Regions from separate parts of the Mus musculus genome. Here region 2 is linked to region 1. A link is a loop called in an ENCODE intact Hi-C map of the cell type or tissue named here. Cell type or tissue: heart. All regions are shown on one strand.

Region 1 (5,000 bases):
AGGTGTTTGACTCCTAAAAGTTAAAGGTATTTCTGTTGTTGTGGTTAAATTCTGAATTTTACTGGCTAATCTGTGGGGATAAAAAAAAATAATTACTACTATGTTCAAATTTTGAGCATAAGTGGCCTTTTGTACATTCACATGGAGGGAAGTGGTGAGAGCGAGTTGTTCATCCCTGCAGCTGATGAGGACTGTGTGCACCCATATGCCCTCAAGGTATAAGCAGGACACCCACCACACCTTTATTCTAGTGCACAATGCACAGGGAAGCCTGTGACTCTGGAGGTTAGCATCTGCTCTGTGAGATGCCCTAGACATGGCTTGATGACTCTGTGGGGCTTTTCTATGCAGTCTCTGAAGTCAGACCACTCTGAGGCACATCTATGACAATGTGGTTGGTTTTTGTCTATGTGCAGATTCCTGTGTAGTTGGATTTGTTTGTTTGTTTGTTTGTTTTTTATGGGATTCTTTGAGAATTCAGAAACACACACACACACACACACACACACACACACTATAGATCTTTCTTGTTAGGGAGTTCCACAAACACCCTGAAGCCTGCATGACAACCCCTGATGCACATTCTTATACTTTAATTAATGAACTCATCGTGGATTATTTCTTTAATAGCCTTTCCAGGCTGTCTGCATTTTATTGCCACTTTTTGTCAAAGGAAACATTATTTTAAAAACAATTGAGCAGAATGAGAGTTTTTGAAAGGATGGAAGAAGAAACAAAGAAACAAACTTAAAATCCCAGCAGCTCCTGAGATTCAGTCCCCTTAGAAAACAAACACACTCTCTAGCAAGTGAAATGAGTCAGCACACTCTGTCTATGCTAATTTAAGAAAGGAAAATAAATTCTGAGTTCAGAACAGTACACCCCACTTTTCTAGGCGTTTCTGTCTCATTCTTCATTGAAGTTCTGATCTCTCCTGCATGATGGCCTCCGGCCTGCTGGTCTACCTACAGCTAGCTCCTCTTATCACAACACAGCACATTCTTATCTCTTCTCAGTAAAAACTACCAACTGGGTAAAAATATTTCTAACTGAATTCTCATTTAACATGTGAAACCGGCTCTTTTTCCTCCAGCCTGTGCAGTTTTTTCTTTTTTCTTTTCGGTTACAGGATGTTGTCCCCTTTCTTTTAAAAAAGATCTTTGAGGCATATAAGTTCTGAACTCAGAATTTATTTTCCTTTCTCGAATTAGCTGTAGCTAGAGTGCACTGAGTCATTTCACATGCCAGAGAGTGTGTTTGCTTTCCTCGGCGCCAGGTTGCCCTTTAGCATGCAGAAAGTTAAGAAGAAGGCAGTTTCACAACCCTCCCCTCTTAGCACCTGTCTGCAGTCTCACACCTGAAAATCAGCCTTGTCCTAAAGTGCTCATATGCTGGCCGGAAGTCCAATGGTCACCTCCATTTAAATGGCCTCTCTTCAGGTGCAGTTTTCCAATCTCCCACTAGTTGGGGCTCTACACAAAGAAAAGAAAAGAAAAAAGGAAATAAAGGGGCTCCACAGAATTATTTACTAAGCAAACACTACGCAGGAAGACTTTATTTTCCGTGTTCTTGAAAATACGACTGGTCATTTTATTTTGGTTCTAACACATCGACCACAGGTTTGTTTTGGGTTTTGGTTTTTGTCCCCCCCTCTAACTGCCCCCCCCTCCGTGGGTCAGTTTTATTTGCTCTTCATACCTTGATTTGAAAAGTCTGAACCAAGGTTACTACTGCTTTTGACATCGTTTAGAGGCAGTCAGCTCTCTCAGTGCGTAGTTGCTCTAAACTAGGAACGTGGAAAGTGCATAGACTGAACATTTAGCACACAAACTACAGCTCCACCTTCTCAGTAAGATTATTCTCTGCTCTGCTCTTAAACCCGCAGCACCAAATGCAGCTGATATTTTCTCTCTGTCTCTGTCTGTCTCTCTATGTCCCCGTGGGGCCCCCTCCTCTCTCTCTCTCTGTTTAGTCAGGATGAAAGATCCCCGTGGATAGTCACAAATAATCAAGATCCTCCCGTGCGGTCCACTGGCGCTCAGTTTTAGCTTTGTTTGTCCGGTCTTTCTCCACCTCCCCGGAGATCCTTTGGCAAATCAGATAAACAATGCCTTTTTTGCTTAAGGCAGAAAGAACAGTTGAATACAATGGGAGGCCAGACTTGGCTGAAATGCTGGCTGCAGGTGCTCTCAGCATTGTGGTCATTTAAACCAGATGCTGGGGAGTCGAAGCACCTGCTTCCCCTCTCTGTGTACACTTGAGAGACTGTGCTCCTGCGTAGGACAGGTCAGCGCATGGCTAAAACGAGTGGTGCCCCACAGCAGCATCGTTCTGGTTCATAAGACAGTTGGTACTAGGAAGAGCTTCGTACAGAGCCTGTTTAATCCTCAAACATATGTAGTTTAATTCAATATTCTTCTCTCTCCATTTCCAGACATACCATCACTATTCTGTATACACAGACAGACAGACAGACAGACAGACAGACAGACAGACACACACACACACACACACACACACACACACACACACACACACCTCTGCAACAGAGTCTACTTAAAGTAGACACTCAGATACAACGTTATTTTTCTCTGGTTTATATTATCTAGCAGGAAAGACTGACTAGGAACAAGAGGGTGATGATTTTTATGGTTCTGATAAAAATGAGACAGATGCCGAAAGCCTTGCATAGCTCAGATTTTATGAACATCTCTACAGCCATCATAAATCTATGGACAATCCACAATGAACATTAAATTGTGTACCTTGAATGTTGAGCATTAAATAAGAGATCAGGGTGACACTGCTTGTGTGTGTGTGTGTGTGTGTGACTAGACTAGATTCAAAGCTATAAGAGACTAGTTTGGTATTTTTGTACTAAAATTATTCTAAAGCACAATATTGCAAATCTAAATATGAATACATTAACTTCAGGGATATGTGAAAGTATTCAGAGTGTTTGTGGTATAGCTGTATGAGTCAGGCCTTGCCCTGATGTTAATATTTTAATTTCAATTTAAATATTTCTTTTCATCATAAATTCATTTTGGAACAGAGTCAGTTCTTCACAGTGATGCAGAGGGATTTTTTTTTTTCTTTCTTGTATTTATGAACCATGTTCTTCAAAGTTCATCGAGAAAGCTTTTGTCTTGAGAGCTGAGGTCCTTTCTGGAGGTTTCTGTGCAAACACACCAGTACTAGGGCTGAGGTCGGATGCCTGGAGGAGAGTCAAATAGAGGCCTTTTCAAGATCTCTAGTCCACCCTTCCCAAGAGAAACTTGTTTCTCATCTGTAAACCTCTCCTGGTCAGGCTGTGCGAAGAAATACTTTAATTTTTTTCCCCATAGCTCTTAATACACGGATATGGATTCTTTTCTGTGTATATGGTGGTAGAAATGGAATCCAGAGCCTTGTGCATGATTAAGCATATACTATACCACAGACCCACACTGTTAGCTTGTGACTATGTCCTTACTGCTGCCTGCTGAGGTCTTTGAAATGAAAAACCTTAAAAATGTTTCTAGGTTTGCAAGGACAGGAAGGGTGGCAGAATGGCTGAGGGTAACAAATCAAGAGAGCTAGTGGGGTTAGCTTGAGATGAGGGTATATAGTGCTGAGAAAGCATGCTTTGAAAGAAACCAGTCACAATGTGTTTTATTTTGTCTTGTTTTTTAAAGGAGGGGGTATATCTCTTTTTCTCCTCTTGTGTCTACATTCTTCTGGGCTAAAAAGTCCGTAGAGTGATTACCAAGATGTAGGAGAGGGGAGAGGGGAGAGGGGAGAGGGGAGAGGGGAGAGGGGAGAGGGGAGAGGGGAGACAGAGTCAGAGAGACAAAGAGACAGAGAGACAGAGATAGAAACACCACACAGGGAGAGACAGATAAAAAGACACACAGAGAGACAGACAGACTCAAAGGGAGGGACATACGGAAGAAGACATGAGAAAGACACACACACGAGAGAGAGAGAGAGAGAGAGAGAGAGAGAGAGAGAGAGAGAGAGAGAGAGAGAGAGAAACTAGATATTCCAACCTGCAGATGTGTGCTGCAGCAGTCTGTCCTGGGGAAATCGAATGGGGTAGAGAGGATGGCTTAGCAGAGATGACTATGGGAAGAGAGATTACAACCTCAGCTAAACCTCGACTCTTGTATTTAATATCTTTGGAGCTGTTTTCACTTATCTGTGTGACTCTCTTTTGTGCTCTTAATTTCTCCTTGAAGTTCTGTATCTAATCATTAGTTGGGCAACCAATAATTCTCCCTCAGCCCCCACCCCTTTTTACAACCAACTTTAATCTTTCGACTCAGTGAAAAACATGTTTCCCCTATCATAACTGGTTTAACAAAAATTCTCTTTCAAGTTTAGATTACTCAGATACAATGGCTTTCCTGCAGCGAGCTCTGCAGAGAGGAATTTACATCAGAAAGGAGATTTATGATAGCCTGAAATTTCCATTTGAATATGGAGAGTTAATAACACGCATATGGTTTTTTTATTATTATTATTTTAAGGTTTAAGCTATGCCATAGGCTAAAGGAAAGCTGGAAACTGCGGGGCTGGCAGAGCTCAATGAATAATTTTATCTGGATTTCATTCACAAACAGCAGCTTGCTCCTCGGGAAAGGACCCGAGTGAGCGGCTCTCTCCCCAGACCGGAACTAAAGTGAGTGCCAGGATTTCCTGATTTGTTTACATTTCTCAAAAAACTTTTTTCTCCCCACCGGACCAGGCCAGAATTAGACTTCCTTTTCCACTTTTGGCTCCTTCCAAGCTATTCTTGCTCAAGGTATTCAGCCCCCTTTCCCTGCATTCTCCTTTGTGGAAGTCTCAGCTGGCTTCTTTGTCTCACAGAAACACCGGAGAGGCAATGAAAGATGTGGGCGGGAAAGTAATGGCCTCAGCGAAAACAATAAGCCCACCGAAGTTGGTTTTTCCTGGACACAGCACAGTTTGCCCATCTTTAAAAAACTACTGAGAGTCTCTCACGATGCCTGGAGGTC
Region 2 (5,000 bases), 370 kb after region 1:
AGCTGCTGGTCTCTCAAATATAATGGCAGAATTTTAAAAGTTACTGGAATAAATGTCATCCTGGATACATTTTTTTTCTTGCCCTATAGGAAAATAATAGAAACCTCAATTTTATTAGAAAACTTTAACATTCCAAATGGCGTCAGAGTCGACTCACCCACAGATCCCAGGTCCAGTCCATATGTTGCAGACATTCCCACCCCCATAGCCCAGTTCCCAGAGATAGGAGGAAAAAAAAAAAAAGAACTTCACACAAGATCTGCTGACGTCAACAGAGTGTTTGCGTGCAAAGACAGTCTTGTGGATGTTAAAGACAGTGTGTTGTAACTTTTCTTAAGGCCTCAATTATTCAACAAAACCTCACTTCTAAAAAGGGGAGAGGGAATGTATCACTCTTTTTCAAGGAAGAAAGAAATACAAGTAAATCATGAACACTGCTTCAAAGTGTGCGCTTCAGCTAGAAGTCTGCATTACGATCTCGTCACTGCCTTAAACTTCACACAGCCATCTACGTGAACACAAACAGTGCCACACATCCCTAGGAGAAAAAATAATGACGAGGAAGCAAGGCAGGAAGTAGAGAATGACAAGGATCTACAATTTATGAAATTTACAGCCTTTTTCCCCCTTAGCTTCTTCCACATTTTTACTGATGCCAAATATCACCAAGGAATCTAAGTTCTTAGTTTTCTGGTTATCTGATGGATGTTACAGAGCATACAGCAAGCTACTGGTCCCAAATATAAAGAAATACTAAGTGTATTGTGTGTGTGTGTGTGTGTGTGTGTGTGTGTGTGTGTGTGTGTGTGCGCGCGCGCGTGCACTCGTAGAGAACAGTGAGAAAGCATTAAATACATAAATAAATAACTCTAAATCAAAGAGAGCCTGCCTGCCTCTTGAACGTCTATAATGAAGGCAGGGTAATTGGTTGTAGTGCACCCTTCTTATTAATGAAACCAAGGTTGCTCATGACTTGATTTATACATGAAGCAATTTAATAAAGCTTTAAGCAACACTCATGAAAGATAGTAGGATTTCTGTGTCCTGTTTAAGTAGCAGATATCTAAGTGCATCCGAAGAACTAAAACGGAGAGTAGTGCGTATCTAGGGTCAGGGTGAGTTGCCTGTAAGGAAACTATTTGTTTGTGTAGTGGTCAAGATTGTCCATTTCCTGCAGTATGCCTCTTCCTCCCAGACAGCAGACTGGGAAAACATCTCCCTGGTGAGAGTTGTTCTTGTTTGTAAAGCCGTACCAATTTTAAGTTCAAAATGAGGGCAGACATCTTCTTCCATATCTATATGAAAAGTAATCTTTTCATCCCAGGAAAGTGTATCACCCAAAGGAATCACAACACTGTGCTTTTGACACTGTTAAAAACAATGTCTGAACGACAGACGACTCTGTCTAACTGTCCAGAAGCTGATTGTCCTGCGCCGTTTACAACGTGATGAGGACAGGTCAGCTGACAAGTTATTTTGATCTGTTTCAGTTCCATAAACTGTGTATATAGTTCTGTTCTCAGGGCTGAAGCGATTAAAAAAATTGAAGAGGACAAACCCTCTGCCTCACTTCCCTAGTAGACTTTCACAAAGTTCCTTTAATACCCCCAAAGCAGTCGGGCCAGAAACAACACGGGATCTGCTCATCTTAGCTCTTATCACTTGTTTTGGTTTGGGTTGTTTGGGCTTGGGGTGGGGGCTGCAGGGGGAGGTATGTATGATATTGTTATTACGCGAGGGAAGAATTGTATTCTCCGATTTGAATTTTGCTCCTCTTGTCTTCCTGGCAGGTTTCATCTTTTCTCTGAACTCCCGGAAGACTTAATCCAGATCTTCCATAGGGCACATACATTGTCTTCCCTCTTGAAAAGTGTTTTCAGGTAAAGGACACACCTGTATGTTCATAATTACCATAGAATTAGATGCATACAAAGAGATTTTTTAAAAAAATGACCAACTCTTTTTTAGAACAGGAAGAGAGAAGAAATAACATGTTTGCCTACACATACATGTGGGTTTATACAGGCACATATATACACATGCAGACATGTATATGTGCAAATACACGCATTCATATTTGGCTTGTGAATATATTTAAAGACATGACCCCCCCCCCCAACACACATGCATATGCTCTCTCTCTCTCTCTCTCTCTCTCTCTCTCTCTCTCTCTCTCTCACACACACACACACACACACACACACAGAAGCAGTCTGGGAACCCCATGCGCCTCTCATACACTGTTTTACTTGTCTGGTTTCCCACTTTGCCCAGAGCACTAGGTAGGATTCTAAGGGAATGCGGCCTCTTCCTTTGTTCTGGTTACAGCTGTGTCTGTCTGAATGAGCTTTCCGAGGGCCTAGGGTAACGGTCTTGACCATAACTGCTCACAAGAAGCCATGAAAGGGTATGCAGGCAGCCACATGAACGCGATGCTCTTTAATTATGAGGTCCTATCGTGGAAGGAAGGCTGGCAGACAGGCAGACGCATTCCAATTACGCTAATACACCTTGTAAACATCAAATATTTTTAATCTGAGATTAAAGAGAGCCTGTATCCTCACAACACTCCTGAGACTGCGTCTCGGGGCCACTGCCCGTGCTGCTGGCGAAACAGGATTTCCTTTGGTCAAAATAGACTTTCAGAAGAATAACAGCCTCGAGTCGGGAGGCGGTCCCCACACAACTTCCACTGCAAGCTGTCCAAAACTTCAGATGCAGTTCTTAAAAAGCTTCAGAAAAGACAGTTCAAATTTTCCGGGGAAATTGATTAATGTCCTTGCTTTCCTCCAGAGACTGGTGGTGAGTTCTGTGCCCTTGGTTAGGGCTGGGCAGTTGTAGGACTTGATCTTACATTTGGTTCCTTCGTGAGTTACCTGCTTTTACTTGGTACCAGCCCCTGGGCTATAGACTGAGAAGGAAGTGTCCCAGCCACTTTCAGTCAGAGCTAGGGAGAGTGAGGCCAAGCCAATCTCAGGAAACAGTGATTAAACTGAATAAAACCATGTATGTGTAGGCCTCTGGTAGGCTATCATGACATGGAATACACACATACATACATACACACACATAAACGCACACATGCACATAAATACATATATGCACACATGTGCACACATACATGCATACACACATATATAATTCTGGTATTATATCACACGCTAGAGTTGCTATTAACTTTCACAGGGATAGAAATTTTCATTTAAATCACAAAATGTTTGAAACTCCTTCTGGTTTACTACCTGAAGGCTGAGATATCAAACTGCCACCAACTGGGTAGCTTACAAACAATAGAAGTATATCATCACAACTCCAGCAGTGAGGAGATTTAACATAACGGTATGTATGCTGATATAGAACGATTCTGTCTGTGAGAGCCACTTTCAAAGCACAGACAGCGCCTTTACATCTTAGCTCCGCAGAAAGGGTAAGATTGTCTCTCTGGCCTCTTAGCAGAATACCAATCCCATGTGTGAAGGCTCCACCCTCATGACCAGTTTAGCTTCTAATACCATCACCTTGGGAATTGGGATTTCAACCTAAGAATTTGGGAGGAGGATTAACTCTGTTGTTAAGAGCACTCACTGCTTTTGCAAAGGACCTGGGTTCAGTTCCCAACACCCACACAATGGCTCACAACCATTCATAATTCCAGTTCTAGGGGGATCCCCATGGGCACTAAACAAAACACTTACTCACATAAAATAAAATAAAATGAATCTAAAGTCAAATAAACTCCAGGGTAGTCAGAGCAAACCTGAAGAAAAAAAAAAGATTAGACCATAACACCTTCTTACACTAATCAACTGCCCGTGTTAGCAGTAATTCTTTGTAGATGAACTGAGGAAGAGTTGCCAAGGCAAAATAATTTTTATGCAAGCATAACAACTTTGGAATTCAAAATGTAGAAAAAGCAGGTGAGTTCTCGAAAACTATCCTGTATGAGTATGGACTTCTAATTCTTCAGCCATGTGAATCTAAACTTTTGTGTATCATTCCCTGAAAGTGAATGGTGTGTGTGTGTGTGTGTGTGTGTGTGTGTGTGTGTGTGTGTGTGTGTGTGTGTGTGTGTGAAAGGGGGAGAGGGGGAAAAAGAAGAAGAGAAGGAGGAGGAAAAGGAAGAAGAGGAAGAAAAGGGGAGAAAATGCAGTTGCATGTGGAAGGTAGAAGACAACTTCAAGTTCAGATTCCACCCACCCTCTGACTCCCTACACCCCACTCCCACCCCTACCCTGCCCCACAGGAAGGAGTTCCCCCAAGCCTAGAATGTGCCAATTTGACTAGGGTGAGTTACCAGGCAGCCTTACGAATGGACCCATTTCTGCCTCCCTCAGACTGGGATTGCAAGCAAGCATCCCCACACCAGCCTTGTCCTGGTTCTGAAGGACACAATGCAGATCCTTGCACTGCAAGGCAAGCTTTATTGACTGAGCTTCCTCCCTAGCCTTCAGAGGAGCAAGCTTTATGAGTGTCTTTACAGAGACCACTAACTGGTATAGTTATATGATAAATACCCCAACAACTATGCTTACTAACTTAAAGGGACCGTGATAAGTTCGTGGGATGGAAACACAAACTAGACAAATCCCCCAAGTTCAGACTGCTGATAGTTCAGTAGAGGAGAGTGATCAGAAAACATAAAATAAACATGCAAAAAACAATAAAACATAAAAATGATAGGTGATAATCACAGCATGAGCAGAGACCACAATACGGAAAACACACACAAAAGGGGAAACAGTTATCTTTACCCAGGCAGAAGTTTTAGCAGGCAGGGATGAGGGGATCAGGTTGTCTTGGCTTCAGTGACATTAGCCAGGGCTTTAAGAAATACAAAGAGAGCTGAGGAGTCTCTCATAATTAAAGCACTTCCCATGCAAGTAAGAGAATGCTTGCCTGTAATTCCAGAATCAGAGGCAGAGGTAGGGCATCTCTACTAGCTAATGACACTAACTACATTGGTAAGGTGGGCTCTGGATTTGATTGAAAGACTTTGCCTC

Evidence for each region. Hi-C counts contacts between places; a loop is a spot of excess contacts. Peaks named below come from ENCODE experiments on the same cell type or tissue, not always from the same donor. Only the 100,000 strongest peaks of a DNase experiment are listed, where the experiment ranks them.
Region 2: it touches region 1 in a loop (3-fold over the local background); 3 of 42 quality-filtered maps call a loop at or near these places.

Annotation. Positions count from the first base shown.
Region 1 is chr10:44,997,464-45,002,463 of GRCm38, reverse strand. No RefSeq gene overlaps it. Among named protein-coding and RNA genes, the nearest start is that of Gm40639, 24 kb to the left of the region's middle. In heart, a CTCF peak has its summit at 1,454; DNase peaks (open chromatin) are centred at 2,203 and 4,673; H3K4me3 peaks cover 1,637 bases; H3K27ac peaks cover 1,474 bases.
Region 2 is chr10:44,628,282-44,633,281 of GRCm38, reverse strand. The region is part of intron 2 of Gm35154 (a long non-coding RNA gene); the gene reads right to left. Among named protein-coding and RNA genes, the nearest start is that of Gm35154, 32 kb to the right of the region's middle. In heart, no CTCF peak of the experiment used is centred here; a DNase peak (open chromatin) is centred at 2,631; H3K27ac peaks cover 684 bases.